4 separate regions of the Homo sapiens genome follow, and all the other regions are linked to region 4. A link is a contact called in ENCODE Hi-C or POLR2A ChIA-PET data. All regions are on one chromosome and are shown on one strand. The core of a region is the stretch at or near the end of the contact, and the rest is flanking DNA. Distances in the headings are between cores, read along the strand shown. Region 1 overlaps NCS1 (neuronal calcium sensor 1). Region 2 overlaps MIGA2 (mitoguardin 2). Region 3 holds the start of ZDHHC12-DT (ZDHHC12 divergent transcript). Region 4 holds the start of ASB6 (ankyrin repeat and SOCS box containing 6).

Region 1 (3,230 bases), core at 624-3,123, 590 kb before region 4:
TAGGGACCCAACCGGACATGCTGCAGCGCACACACCTCCCAGGGGTCCTCAAAGTGTGATTCACAGACCCGCAGCAGCAGCGCAGCCCAGGAACTTGTTAGGAACTCAGATTCCCAGGCCCCTGCCCAGACCCTCCTAATCAGAAACTCGGCGGCTGGGCTGGCAAGCTGGGTTTGAAGCAGCCTCCAATCCAGGTGATTCTGAGACACACTTGACTTTGAGAGCCACTGATCTAGGCCAATGGTTTTCAGACATTTTTAAAGCAGCAGCCGCCCTCTCCAGATGAAACAGGCAGGTCAGGGGATGTCGTGGGTGAGGCAGTGGGCGGGGCCTCACACCACTCAACTCTAGGCCTCGCAGAAACACTCCTGCAGATTTTTCTGGTTTAAAAGTATACTCAAGGTTCTCACTTTGCACATTCTTTCTCTCTCTTTTTTTTTTTTTTTTTTTTGAGATGGAGTCTCGCTCTTGTCACCCAGGCTGGAGTGCCATGGTGTGGTCTCAGCTCACTCCAATCGCCGCCTCCCGGGTTCAAGTGATTCTCCTGCCTCAGGCTCCCATGTAGGTGGGATTACAGGCGCCTGCCACCACACCCAGCTAATTTTTGTATTTTAGTAGAGACGGGGTTTCACCATGTTGGCCAGGCTGGTCTCGAACTCCAGACCTCAGGTGATCCGCCCAACTCGGCCTCCCAAAGTGCTGGGATTATAGGCATGAGCCACTGCACCCGGCCTACACATTCTTTCTCTTCAGGAAACTGGGAAGACAACACCCAAAGCCAGAGAAAGGGTGTCACAAAGGGAAGAAACCTAAAACGAAACGGAGAAGAATGTAAACAGACAAAGCAACAGGCCCACACAGGGAGGCGAGGACAAGTCCAGGAAGCGTGTTTAATTGGCGTGACATGGACGACATACAGCAGGAGCTTGGGGAGGCTGGGGCATGCTACACGGCCCCTGTCCACCCCTGGGCCTCGCCCTGACCCTGGCCCCAGAGACACACACCGGCAGGTTCAGACAGGACGGCACCCCAAAAAGAGACTCAAAGGGGGCTGGGGAGGCAAGCAGGAAAGGAAATAACCACAACCAGAAGACATTGCCTTTTGTTTGTTTGTTTTTGCAAGCATTATACCAATTTCTCCCCCAAGTGGCAGGCTCCGGGTGGGAGGCAGCAGCAGTCCAAACCGCTACTCTTGGGCACCGTCCTCCACTTCTGTGAGGGGCTTTGATGATGACACTCACATTTGGGTCTCACCAGGCCCCTGCGAGGCAGGCCCAGCAGAGACTCTTGCTCCCATCCAAGGGATGGGGAAATTGAGACCCAATGAGCAGAACTGACTTGCGCAAAGTCCTGAAGGAAGCCAGCCACCGAGTCAGGCTGGGAGTGAGGTGGGCCTCCCTGGGGCCGGGAGCCACTGCAGGAACAGGGACAACAGGGAATGTGCAGACTGGGGAGGGCGACTCGGGGCTACCCCATCCTGGAGAAGGGGCAGAGCCTGAGCCTGGATGCTAAGATGCCAAGACAGAAGATGGGACCAGCTGTTTATTCAACAAAAGCCTTTTATTCATTCAAAAATTAACCATTGGGTTTATTCCGCAGATATTAAAAAAAAAAAAAAAAGAGGGGGGCAAGGCTTCCCATCACAGTGCCCTTAAGTTAATTCACTTGCTATCCAGGGATGGCCTAGCAGAGGGGTGTCTGGGAAACGCTGCCAGAAATGTGGTGGCCCAGGGCCTCTGAGGACTCACAGCCCCCTCCTCGCCTCCCCGCTCCAGCCTCCCTCCGGACCACCCGTCCGGTGGGGTTGCAGCCCCCAGGTGCGTTGGCGGCTTACCACCACCAGGGGGCGCGCCGCGCTTCCTTAGCTCCCTTAAAATTAAATGCTGAAACCGCGCTGGGAACAGGGTGACTTTCCGCCTGGCGGGTGGGCAATGGAGGCTTTTTCCAGAGACAGCCTGCCTCTCCAGGAAGGGATCCCAGGCATCCCGACCTCCCCACCAACCCCCTCCGAAAAAACACAAAGTTCCTGAAACCCCAGGTGCACTTGTCTAGGAAACGGGCTGTCAAACTGAAAAGCATTTCAGGGGAAGAGATGTCAGTACAGAGGGTGACACGTACGCTTGCCTTGATGTTATTTTAAACGTGGCCTGCTTAGATCATGGAAAATCGGAACATTCTCCTAAGTCACCATCAACACAAAGTGAGGAGCAGACGCTACGAGGAAGAGGACAGGCCGTGGCCGACTGGCCGCCTGGGGCTGGTGCCTGCCCTGGCCCCAGTGCGAGGCTCTGCAGAGGGACTATGGGCGTGCCCTCTGCATCAGAGCATCTGAAGCGAGCCGCATTGGGTGGCAAACGCCGCTGTGGAGAGGCGCACGGGCTGCTCAGGAGGCACCTGGCTCAGGATTCTGCGGCATCACTGCAGCCAGAGGCCTGGGGAGAGGAGGGGGCAGAGATCGGTCCCTGCCAGGCAAACTCTAGTGAAAATGGCCAGTGTCCAGCACCCCGCCAGGGCCGGGAAGGGCGGCCCTTCCGGCAGCTCTGGGCTGGCTCGGGCTGTGGGCCCACCGGCATGCTGGGCTGCGGTCCGCAAGCATACCATCTGCTAAGGCCAGAAGCCACACCTGTGGCTTCAAACCAAAAGGCCAAAGGGCAGGACGATGGAGGAAGGCCGGACACACCGAAGGGGTCCACATGCTTAAGCCCAGACACCCTCAGCCACAGGTCAGGTTGTACAACAGTGTCAGTCCCATTGGACCAGAGAGGCAAATCGAGCCTCAGGCAGAGGCCAAAGGAAAGTAATTTGACCTGGGAAAGACCTCCCTCATCCTCTCAGCCCAAAGCCACCATGTTCGTTCCCTGCCCCAGACCCCAGGTCAGAGCCCAGCTGAGAAACTTCAGCCGTTGGTGCTGAGTCCCAGGTCGCCCGGGCCAGCAGCTGAGCAGGGAGCCGACTGGCAGGGGCCTCAAAGAATCCACCCTTCAAAGTGGCCTGTGAAGGTGGAACCACTGACCCCATCCCTGCAGGATGTTGGTGGGGGAGGGGGGGTTACCGTGGGGCCAGCGTGCAGTCCTAGGGGGCTGCCAATGAACGCCTCAGGGGGGACGCTGGGGTTGGCTGAATGCTCCAGCCAAGGGGAACAGCCACGCAGCCCCACACGGCAACGTCACTACGGCAGAGGCCTTCCTCGGGCTGGAGGCCTGCTTGCTGAGGGTGGGAACCGAGGACCA
Region 2 (3,305 bases), core at 806-3,305, 570 kb after region 4:
AGGGGAGAGGGGCCCTGGTCACAGGAGCCAGTCCTCTGACCTCCTGAGTGTGGAAACCCAGGAGGGGAGTGTGTTTCTCCTGCAGGCCTCTCAACCTGGAAAGGGCAGAGCCACAGCAGAACGCGTTGGGGCCACAGACACTCGCTCAGGTGAAGACACTGAGAAGACACTGCCGGGCTGACAGGACCCCGCGGCGGGGGGACGTCGCTGCTAACAGGACTCTCTGCAGGCCCAGGGGAGGCTCTGCCCCCATGAGGCCCCAGGAGCGTTTGTGCGTTGAACTGAAGGCAAAGTGCTGGGCAGTTTCTTGTCCTAATGAAGGTGGGGAAGCTGGTCCGGCCACATACATCCTCTGACCTCCCCCAAGTGGTCCCCGGGCCCACAGGTGACAGGGGCCTGAGCGATCCCTGGTCTGAGCCCCCAGCTCAGAGCCTAGCACCACCCAGGGAGGTCTGGGCTCATGGAAGGGGGATGGGCGGGGGCAGGAGGGCCCAGCCCCACCTCCGCCCGTCTTTGGTGGTGACAGAGGTGGGAGGAGAAAAGACGATCTTTGGTAGGGCGAGGGAATGTCAAAGGACACTGTCAAGGGCCCAGTTCCTGCTCAGAAGAGAGCACAGGAGTGGGAGGCCCACCTCTGCCCCATCTCTGGATGGCCCAGGCCTGCTGCCCACTAAGGTGGCCCCACTCTCCTTCTCTGGAGTTGCAAACTCTCTGAGAAGGCGGTTGAGGTGGGGAGGGCATCAGGACAGGCCAGCTGGATGCTGAGACCATATAGCCACAGGTGGCTTCTAGCTCAGGACACTGTGACCTTCACCACAGGGCTCTAGGCCCCATCCTTCACCTCCACCCTCCCAGCACCCTTGTCAGCAGCCCTGGAGCGATGGGAGGTTTTGGGGTCCCCCACCTGGGGCATCCTGGCTCTGCCTGTCCCAATTCTCCACAACAACCCCCTCTCTCACAGCCTTTCTCTCCCACAGGCCCCACTGGTCCTGGCCTCTGCTTCCCCCAGGAACCGTTCTTCTCCATGGAAATGTCCCCTCTGGGCCTTGGGGACTCCCAGATGATGGGGGTGGGGCAAAGTCAGGGGCAACGGCCCTCAGCCACCACAGCTGTCAGATACCAACCCAGGGAAGGGAGGAGGAGCCTTCTCTCTGCCACCCCCCAGCCCGTGCCGCCTCTACTGCAGCTCCCCCAGGGGCCCATTCTCTCGGGGCAGCGCCCCATTCACGCCTGCGCTGCTGGCCGCGGGCACCCCCAGGTACCCCAGCAATATCTCGCTGCGGCGCCGGGACAGCTGCAGGATGTCGTCTGCCAGCGCGGGCAGTGACGTGTAGCGCACATTGTCCAGGTCGAACATGTCCCTCAGGTACTGCACAATCTGGTGCTGGGGGAGCAGGGCTGGTGTCAGGCCTGGCCCAGCCACTGCCCACCATGATGCCCCCCAGGTTACCTGAAGTCCCCTTGTCCACCACCAGAGCCCCAGCCGGTCCTTTCCATCCCCAGGCTCCTCCCTCCCACTGCTTCCTCTGGACCCATGTGGGTCTGGCTCTGCCCTCTCTCTGGGAGCAGGCCCAGGCCCAGGCCCTCATCCCATTCCTGGCACCTCCCAGGGCGCCTGTGCTCAGGGCAAGGGTCAGGAAAGAACGAGAACTGCTCTCTGTTTACCTTGAAGAAAGCACAGACTTCAGCAAGCTGAGGCTTGGGTCCAAGGAAGCCGAAGGCTAGGACAGGGCTCACATGCTCCGATACGGAGTAGAAATGGGAGATGAAGCCATCAGGCACCTGCGGTGGGCACAAGGCTGAGGGGCCAGGCGGGGCCCAGGTAGGATGAGGGCACCAGGCCCAGGTGTCGCATAAAGGGCTGGGCTTTAGAGGTCGCCCCAGCTCATGTACTTTCCTGCTAGATGACCCTGGGCAGTGACTCAAGCTTTCGAAGCCCATTTTAACTTCTGCAGACAGGGTAACCATGGGCCGCTGTGAGTACTGCAAGAGGTGGGGCCATAGTGGCTCCGCGGGAAGTGCCTGGAGCACGTGGCCACGGCAGCTGGTATCAGCTAGGCAACAGAGCCTGGCCCGCAGAGGGGAACGACAAACCACAGGCCAGATAGCACAGCCAGTCGCTGCCTGGGAGCGGAGATTACAGGGGCCTGACTGGGGCGGGGAAAGGGCAGGAGGGACAGGGCTCTGCTTGCTCCTGGGTATCCTGCCCCCACCGAGACGCCTGCACCAGGCCAGCTGCCAGCCCTGTGGCCACTACCCTAGGGTATCCGTTCCCCTCCCCAGTGGCCTGCTCTGTGCTGGGCCTGGGGAGGAGAGGAAGTGGGTCTACACGAGCCTCCAGGGAGCTCCTGGCACAGGGAGAGGTAACGGCGGAACAAGGGGGCCAGGACTGTGAGCGGTGAAGGCCAAGTGGCCCAGCGAGCCACCCTGCACCCGCTCCGCTCCCCACCACGCTGCCTCAGAGCCCAGCTCGTGCTCCCCCGGGCCTGCCAGTCACTCACCATCAGCAGCCTCCTCTTGGCTTTCAGGACCGACCAGCAAGCAGTGGCCAAGGCCTACATCAAAAATAGGATGTCCCCCGGGTGTCAAAATGGGCCTAGCCCACAGCCCCTCGCCCTCTGCCAGCCCAGCACCAAGCCCTTAAACCCAGCTCACCCCACTCCAAGCAGGAAGATGGGGCCAGGTGCCTAAGCTCTGCTGCTTCCTCCTCTGATTTTGGACTCAGACATACCTAAACTTGAATCTTGACTCTAATCTTACTGCTGGATCTTCTCTGAGCCTCGGTCTCCTCTTCTGTAAAGGGGCACAACACAGCACTCCCACCTCCTTTGGTGGTTGTGGGAGCAATGGTTCCCGCCTGTAAACCACCTCGCAGAAGCCTGGGCCCAGGCAGCACAGCCCGGCTGCTGGAGCGTTACTGCTTGCCTTCCTGGGGGTCCTGTGCTGGGTTGTCTCTCACTCTGTGCCTTTTTTTCCTTTTGGTTTTGCTTTCCCCTCTTTTAACTTGATTTAACAGGATGCATTAAAATGGAATCGAATTCATACCAGCACAAAAGTAAAACCACACAATAGGAAGAAAGCGCACACCATGTTGGTTCTAAACTGGGGCACCAGGCAGCAACGGGGCACCCTGGAGGCTTCTCCAGGGCAGACTCTGGTCTCCCAGGCCTGGCAGCCGCGGATCTAGGGGGTGGGGGCCCAGCCCTGGTGCCAGTGCTAGGGACAGAGGGGACGGAGCCAGGCAACCACACGGGCTGATGTGAGCAAGTGTGGGTCTGAGAGCAGGGCAGTGACCCACCGTCTCC
Region 3 (3,038 bases), core at 144-2,643, 920 kb after region 4:
GCTGCAAATGACAGACACCCAACTCAAACATCTACTCAGGCTAGTCAAAGGTGGGAATTGGGGCCAGGCATGGTGGCTCACACCTGTAATCCCAGCACTTTGAGAGGCTGAGTTAGGCAGATCACTTGAAGTCAGGAATTCGAGACCAGCCTGGACAACATAGTGAAACCCTGTCTCTACTAAAAATACAAAAATTAGCTGGGCGTGGTGGCATGTGCCTGTAACCCCAGCTACTTGGGAGGCTGAGGCAGGAGAATCACTTGAACTTGGGAGGTGGAGGTTGCAGTGAGCCCAGATCGCGCCACTGCACTCCAGCCTAGGCAACAGAGTGAGGCTCTGTCTCAAAAAAAAAAAAAAAAAAAAGGTGGGCATTCATTGACTCTTGCAACCAGGGGATGCAGAGTCAGTATCAGCTTCAGGGACAGCCGGATCTAGAGGGCTCAGACAATGTTGTTCAGACCATCTCTTGCTCCCTCCTTTAGTGCTGCTTATCCATCTCTATGTGTCTTTATAAGTTGGTCTCATTTTCTCCAGCCACAGACAGGGTAAGCCCTCTCCGCCCAGCGTAAAGACGGCTCCCAGTTGCCTTATATCCCATTCCTTAGGCTTGAGATCCAAAAGAATGCTCCTTCCTCTCAGCATCTAGACAGTAATCTCATGGAAGGCCTGTGATTGGTTCTGCAGAGTCGAAAGCCCACAGCCTGCCGCTCGCCATCCTATGGGGTGAGGGGCAGTCCCTCCAATCACATGGGATGGGAAGTCGATTCCCCAACCAAAAAAAGGATGTTGAGCTGAGAAAAACAACAGATGTCAGAGGAGTATCCTGGAGGAGCTGGGATGGGGCCAATCAGAGGGAGGCGGAGGAGGATGCTGGTATCAGTGGGAGGTGCTGTGGAAAGGCGGGGCTGAGTGGAGAAGGCCCTGGGGACACAGGGAAGGAGGACAGCCTGCAGCCTCCGGTGAGGAAAGTCCGCCTGTAGGTGGTGGCTCACAGCAGGAGAGGCAAGACAGTCCCGTGCTAGACAAGGCGCTTCCATTATTTAATCCTCCCAAACACCTTAGGAGGAAGACACTATTGTAATCCCCCTTATAGAGACAGAAAACAGCTCAGAGGGGCTCAGTAACTCGCCCAGGGTCACACAGGTAGGAAGGGGCAGTGCTGGGATTTCTGACTCCCGCCTAAGTTGGATCACCCATAGTCAGAATGTGCACCACGTACCTCCACTTTTCTCTCGTCCGTTTGCAATATCTGAGAATACATAGCAAGGAGGTAAAGCTGTCACCACAGAGCAACCTTGGGCGAGCCTTGGCCCTCTCGAGACTTTAGTCATCACATCTTTGAAATGGGTACAATTTTGCCTCCCGGACTCACAGCAAGCCGCTGGATCTTCGAAGCGCCCAGGGAGCTACGCGCATGCGCGAGGCTGCGAGGGCGGGCACAGGGGAACGCGGGGGAGGGCACAGCGGAGCGCGGGGGAGGTGCGCGCGCGCTCCGGCGCTTTCAAAAGTTACCTGGCGGGTGGGGCTGGAGTTGAGGGAGTTACCAGCTGCGCGCGCGCCGGCCCCACCCTCAGCCTCTTCAGGCACCTGTTGGCTTGAGGGTCCATTCGGCCGCAGATGCCATCCAATAGGCAGCCTCCCTGACCCAGTCCGGCCCCGCCCAACGCCTAGATCCACCAGTCCCCGGGCGGCGGCGTTCCCCTCCCTCGGAGGGCCCGCCCCTCTGGGCGCTTCTTCCGGGTGGGGCCCCGGGCCGAGGCGATGGCGCCCTGGGCGCTCCTCAGCCCTGGGGTCCTGGTGCGGACCGGGCACACCGTGCTGACCTGGGGAATCACGCTGGTGCTCTTCCTGCACGATACCGGTGAGCCGGACCCCGAGCGACCCCGGACCCACCCGATCCCGCGTACTTCCCCAGACGTTCTGGTCACACTGGGTCTCCCGCCTAATCCCTGGAGATCCTGGGATTGGCCCGATCTCCACCAGCTCCTGAAGCCCTCTCCCCATCTATCATTCCAAGAGCCACCTGCTCTCTGTCTGATACCCCGTTGATCCCTAATTAATCCCAGCATCTTCCTGATCATTGCCAAATGCCCTGTCCATCCCAGGACCCAGCCGGTGCCCACCAGATCCAAGGACCGACTTGAGCCCCATGTCCCCTGATCCTGGGACCCACATGATCCTTCCCAGGAACTGACCCCAAATCTTCCTATCCATACGATTAGGAGGCTCAACTAGATGCAAAGATTGGCATTCTGCCCACACCCACACCCCCCACACCCCCATGGCCACTAGCTGCCCAAGTCCAGGCAAACCCTCAGGCCAGAGAACACTCCATGGGGTGCGGCCTGTCTCCCATCTTCCCACAGATTCACCCACCCACCCACCTCCATTTCCCTCATTCCTCTTAGTAGCCCCCTACCCAGCGCCTCACCTGCCACAGGCAGCCTCCCCCACTGTCCCCCACAGCAGACCCCAGCCCTCCTTCCATGGCGGTCCAGCCTCAGTTTCTGGACTGGGGCCCCTTCTGGCTTTCCTCCCAAGACAGACCTCCTCCACCACCTTCACCCTTTAGCCTAAAAACTTGCTCAGGTCTCCGTATCAGAAAACCCCCCTCAAAACCCACCCTTTCTTCTCTGCTCCCCCTTACAACCAAGGGACACAGGATTTGTCTACACTCTGCTGTCTGGTGGTCTCATGCCCCCTCACTCCTTGCCCTGCACCCTACCTCCCCAAAATCCTGTCACCTCCCTGGGCTGAAGCCTGCTGGACCCTTCCGTATGCCCCTCTGCAGCATCTGAGCCTGCCAGCTGCACCCTTCCCACTGTATCTCTCTCAGGCATTTCAGACCTAACCAGTCTCTCACCATTGCAGAGCCAGAGACGCTGGACCCCTCTTCCCTCTCTCCCACATCCAGTCAGGTCTGGCTCCCTTGACCCAGCAGCCCCCTGTCCATTCCTTCCTCCCTCACTTCCTGCCAGGCCTTTGTAGCGACTCTCTTCTTCCTCCTGGCCAGATTCTCTGCCCCCAGGCTTCCCCTG
Region 4 (3,394 bases), core at 396-2,895:
ATGTCCATTTCCATGTGAGCAGAATTTCCCGATTTCACCCAGGGAGAAATTTCTTTCCTACAGCGAGAACCAAGGCAGAAACGTGCTGGCAGCTGTGGACTCTGCGGCCTGGAGCTGCTTCTAGGAAGCCCAAGCTGGTGTTGCCCTAAAGGGGCTTAAACCCGGCTGCCCACTCCGCCCCTTCTTCCTGAACCAGAGGGTTTTGGCTCCTTCCCACTGAATTCCACTTCCACCAACAATTACAGTGCGCTGGCTCCAGCATCTCAGGTGAGTGTGATTATACTTTTTTTTTTTCTTTTTGAGACAGAGTTTCGTTCTTATTGCCCAGGCTGGAGTGTGATGGTGCGATCTCCACTCACTGCAACCTCCGCCTCCCGGGTTCAAGCAATTCTCCTGCCTCAGCCTCCCAAGTAGCTGGGATTACAGGCGCCTGCCACCACGCCCGGGTAATTTTTGTATTTTTAGTAGAGACAGGGTTTCATCATATTGGCCAGGCCGGTCTGCAGCTTCGAACTTCTGACCTCAGGTGATCCACCTGCCTCGGCCTCTCAAAGTGCTGGGGATTCTACCCATTTTACAGATGAGGAAATCCAAGTTCAGAGACAGGCGGTAGCACACTCCTGTGTTCCCAGCTTCTCGGGAGGCTGAGGCGGGAGGATCACCTGAGCCCAGGGGTTCAAAGCTGCAGTGAGTCATGATCACTACACTACACTCCAGCCTGGGAGACAGAGTGAGACCCTGTCTCTAAAAAATACACAAGATTCGGGCTGGGCACCGTGGCTCATGCCTGTAATCCCAGCACTTTGGGAGGCCGAGGTGGGAGGATCACGAGGTCAGGAGTTCGAGACCAGCCTGGCCAATATGGTGAAACCCTGTCTCTACTAAAAATACAAGAATAAGCTGGGCGTGGTGGCCAGCGCCTGTAATCCCAGCTACTCGGGAGGCTGAGGCAGGAGAATCGCTTGAACCCGGGAGGCGGAGGTTGCAGTGAGCCGAGATCGTGCCATTGCACTCCAGCCTGGGCAACAGAGCGAGACTACGTCCCCCAAAAAAACAAAAACAACAACAACAAAAAACAAGATTCACTGAGTCCATCAAGGCAGAGGTGGAGAGGGCTAGCAGCCGTCCTGGCCAGGTGCTCCCCGGGACAGAGAATAAGAAACTGAGGAGGGGACGTGCGAGTACCCTGGTCCTCATCATTCCAGTCAGCGGGCCGGGTGGTGACAGAGGTGGCCCAGCCCCTCTTCAGGGAAGGCGAGGGCCAGCCCGAACCGGAAGGGGCAGTGTCTGATGACCACAGCTCTCAGGGGCGCCCAGGGCCAGTGGGGCAGCGGCAGGGCCGAGAGCACGACCGGCGGAACTCGGACGGCGCCCAGCGGTCGCGGGCGGGATCGCAGGGCGAAGCCGAGCCGGGCCGGGCCCTGGCAGGAAGGGGCGGACCCGCCTGAGTCTCGGATCTGGCTTGGCTCGATCCTCCACTCTCCCACTCCGCTGGGGCCGCCCACTGGACATCGCCCGAGTCGGCCTGGCGGTCGTGCCCCAGGACGCGCCGAGGTCCTCCGAGCCCGCAGGGGGCGCTGTCGCCATATGGCCCACCCTGAGTCGGCGCGGGCAGGAAGTACGAGGGTCACTTCCGGCGGGGGCGCGGCTTGGACTGAGGAGCGGACCCGGCCGGGCGCAGGGGCTGGACTGGCGGAGCAGGTGGGGTCCGCGGCCGCCGGAGCGTTCCGGTCGGCGTCTGGGCATCTCGGCCTCGGCAGAAAGCGCGACGGCCCTGCTGCGCGGGGCCCGCGGCGATGCCGTTCCTGCACGGCTTCCGGAGGATCATCTTCGAGTACCAGCCGCTGGTGGATGCGATTCTGGGCTCCCTGGGGATCCAGGACCCCGAGCGGCAGGAGTCTCTGGACCGGTAACTCACCCCCTCCCGTGAGCTGGCCGAGGCCGCTCCGACCCCGCAGCGTCCCACTTTATCACCACAAGCCGGGCGGGGTGGATGCGTCCCCCTTGACAGAGGAAGGGACGGGCGGAAGCCGGGGTTGCGTGGCTCGGAGTGCGCGCTGCCCCGCGCGGATCCCACTCCTGCCCCTTGCATGGCGGAGACGAAGGGCGGGGAGGGCCCGAGGGCGGAGGCCCGCGGGTTGTCGCAGGGCCTGCGCCTCAGCCCCACCCTGTCGCCTGCCTGTCCTGTGCCACCCCCCGGCGTGGCAGAGGAGCAGGGTGGAATCCGTGAGGCCTCAGATGTTACCCCAGAGCAGTGTGAAGGTGGGCTTTTGTAGCAGAGTTTGCGTTTTTATAGACAAGAGCTGGTCTGTCGTGGACCTGCAGGAAAGGGGTCGGGAGCGAATCTGCATTCACTGCCCATGGTACTAGGCACCTGGGGTCCATCAGTGGCTCAGCAAAACCCCCGCCTTCTTGGCGCATGTGCTCCAGAGGAGAGACTGACAAGTAATTGTACGGCGGCACGCGAGGTGGAAGGGAGGGGAGAGCAGAAGGAAGGGGCTCGGCTCAGGTGTTGAGGGGGTTGTCAGTTGGTATTTCCAACACGTGGTAATGATGAGTCTCGCCATCCAGGGACTCTGGTGGAAACGTAGGCTTTCTTCATCAATATCAGCTGAAGGTCTCAATGTGAGGGGAGGGAGGAGGCTGTGTTGCTGTCCTGGCTGCAGGTGTTGCCGGGGCTGGGGTCCTGCGGGTTTGAGGATGGAAGGGCTTTCTGAGGAAGAAGCATCAAAGTCGGGCTTGGGCTCTTGGCCTCCAGGCTGGTGGTCCCTTCAGTCCCAGCAGCCCAGGTGTGTGAGGCTTTGTACCTAAGTCTGCGACCGGACTCTGGGCAACGCGGGAGGAGAGCGCAGACAGACCCAGCCCATTCTCCGCAAATCCCAGTCTGCTCCCGTATTAAGAGATGCAGCGTGGCCCTCTCTCTACTTCAGAGCTTCCCCCAAGCCCCTGTGACCCACAGAGCCAGGGCCCTGCTTGCTGATGATGATAGCAGGACTAAAGCCCACCAACCCACAGGCTGCGCGGTCACCCGGTCCCACAGCTGTGCCTACCCTCAGCCTCTCTCCTGTCCCAGGCCCAGTTATGTCGCCAGCGAGGAGAGCCGAATCCTTGTTCTCACTGAGCTGCTGGAGAGGAAAGCCCACTCTCCCTTTTACCAGGAAGGCGTGAGCAACGCCCTGCTCAAGATGGCTGAGCTGGGGCTGACGCGGGCGGCCGACGTTCTCTTGCGGCATGGGGCCAATCTCAACTTTGAAGGTCAGCGAGAGCCCCGGGGGTGGGCAGGTGGCTTAAACGCGGCCCGACGCTGGGTGGGCGCCCATGTCCCCAGCCTTGGCTTCTACCATCCTCTGAGGAGTGACTTCCCCCCCTTTATTTCCTGGGTGGCTGCAACTAA

Evidence for each region. A loop is a pair of places that touch in the nucleus more often than their neighbours do. ChIA-PET counts read pairs that join two places held with the same protein, here RNA polymerase II (POLR2A). Pooled maps may share reads with other maps.
Region 1: a loop to region 4 is called in a map with no recorded cell type, with 11 times the contacts of the local background. The contact joins the enhancer-like site here to the promoter of ASB6 in region 4. A Hi-C loop is called at or near these places in 7 of 37 single-sample maps with no recorded cell type and 7 of 50 pooled maps.
Region 2: a loop to region 4 is called in a pooled map, with 3 times the contacts of the local background. The contact joins the enhancer-like site here to the promoter of ASB6 in region 4. A Hi-C loop is called at or near these places in 1 of 50 pooled maps. POLR2A ChIA-PET finds 5 or more read pairs at or near these places in 2 of 52 experiments (H1 and endothelial cell of umbilical vein).
Region 3: a pooled map shows a loop between it and region 4 (12-fold over the local background). The contact joins the promoter of ZDHHC12-DT here to the promoter of ASB6 in region 4. A Hi-C loop is called at or near these places in 5 of 50 pooled maps.

The regions. Positions count from the first base shown.
Region 1 is chr9:130,234,939-130,238,168 of GRCh38, reverse strand. NCS1 (neuronal calcium sensor 1) reads right to left here. Exons shown (of 8, transcript NM_014286.4): 8 at 866-3,230. Among named protein-coding and RNA genes, the nearest start is that of MIR12126, 4.8 kb to the left of the region's middle. RefSeq lists an enhancer at 658-1,217. Within about 2 kb of position 1,873, at least 10 of the 41 ENCODE cell types and tissues checked have a DNase peak (open chromatin) inside an H3K27ac peak, as active enhancers do.
Region 2 is chr9:129,068,326-129,071,630 of GRCh38, reverse strand. MIGA2 (mitoguardin 2) reads right to left here. Exons shown (of 16, transcript NM_001329990.2): 13 at 3,299-3,305; 14 at 2,502-2,555; 15 at 1,666-1,782; 16 at 1-1,384. The coding sequence ends at 1,178. Among named protein-coding and RNA genes, the nearest start is that of DOLPP1, 11 kb to the left of the region's middle. RefSeq lists enhancers at 1-787, 1,735-1,874. Within about 2 kb of position 2,055, at least 18 of the 41 ENCODE cell types and tissues checked have a DNase peak (open chromatin) inside an H3K27ac peak, as active enhancers do.
Region 3 is chr9:128,722,817-128,725,854 of GRCh38, reverse strand. It overlaps ZDHHC12-DT (ZDHHC12 divergent transcript), which reads right to left and starts at 1,393. Exons shown (of 2, transcript NR_046240.1): 1 at 1,220-1,393. ZDHHC12 (zDHHC palmitoyltransferase 12) reads left to right here and starts at 1,728. Exons shown (of 5, transcript NM_032799.5): 1 at 1,728-1,861. The coding sequence starts at 1,762. RefSeq lists a silencer at 1,360-1,839.
Region 4 is chr9:129,640,402-129,643,795 of GRCh38, reverse strand. ASB6 (ankyrin repeat and SOCS box containing 6) reads left to right here and starts at 1,645. Exons shown (of 6, transcript NM_017873.4): 1 at 1,645-1,909; 2 at 3,074-3,255. The coding sequence starts at 1,797. RefSeq lists a silencer at 1,279-1,878 and enhancers at 2,585-3,141, 3,142-3,394.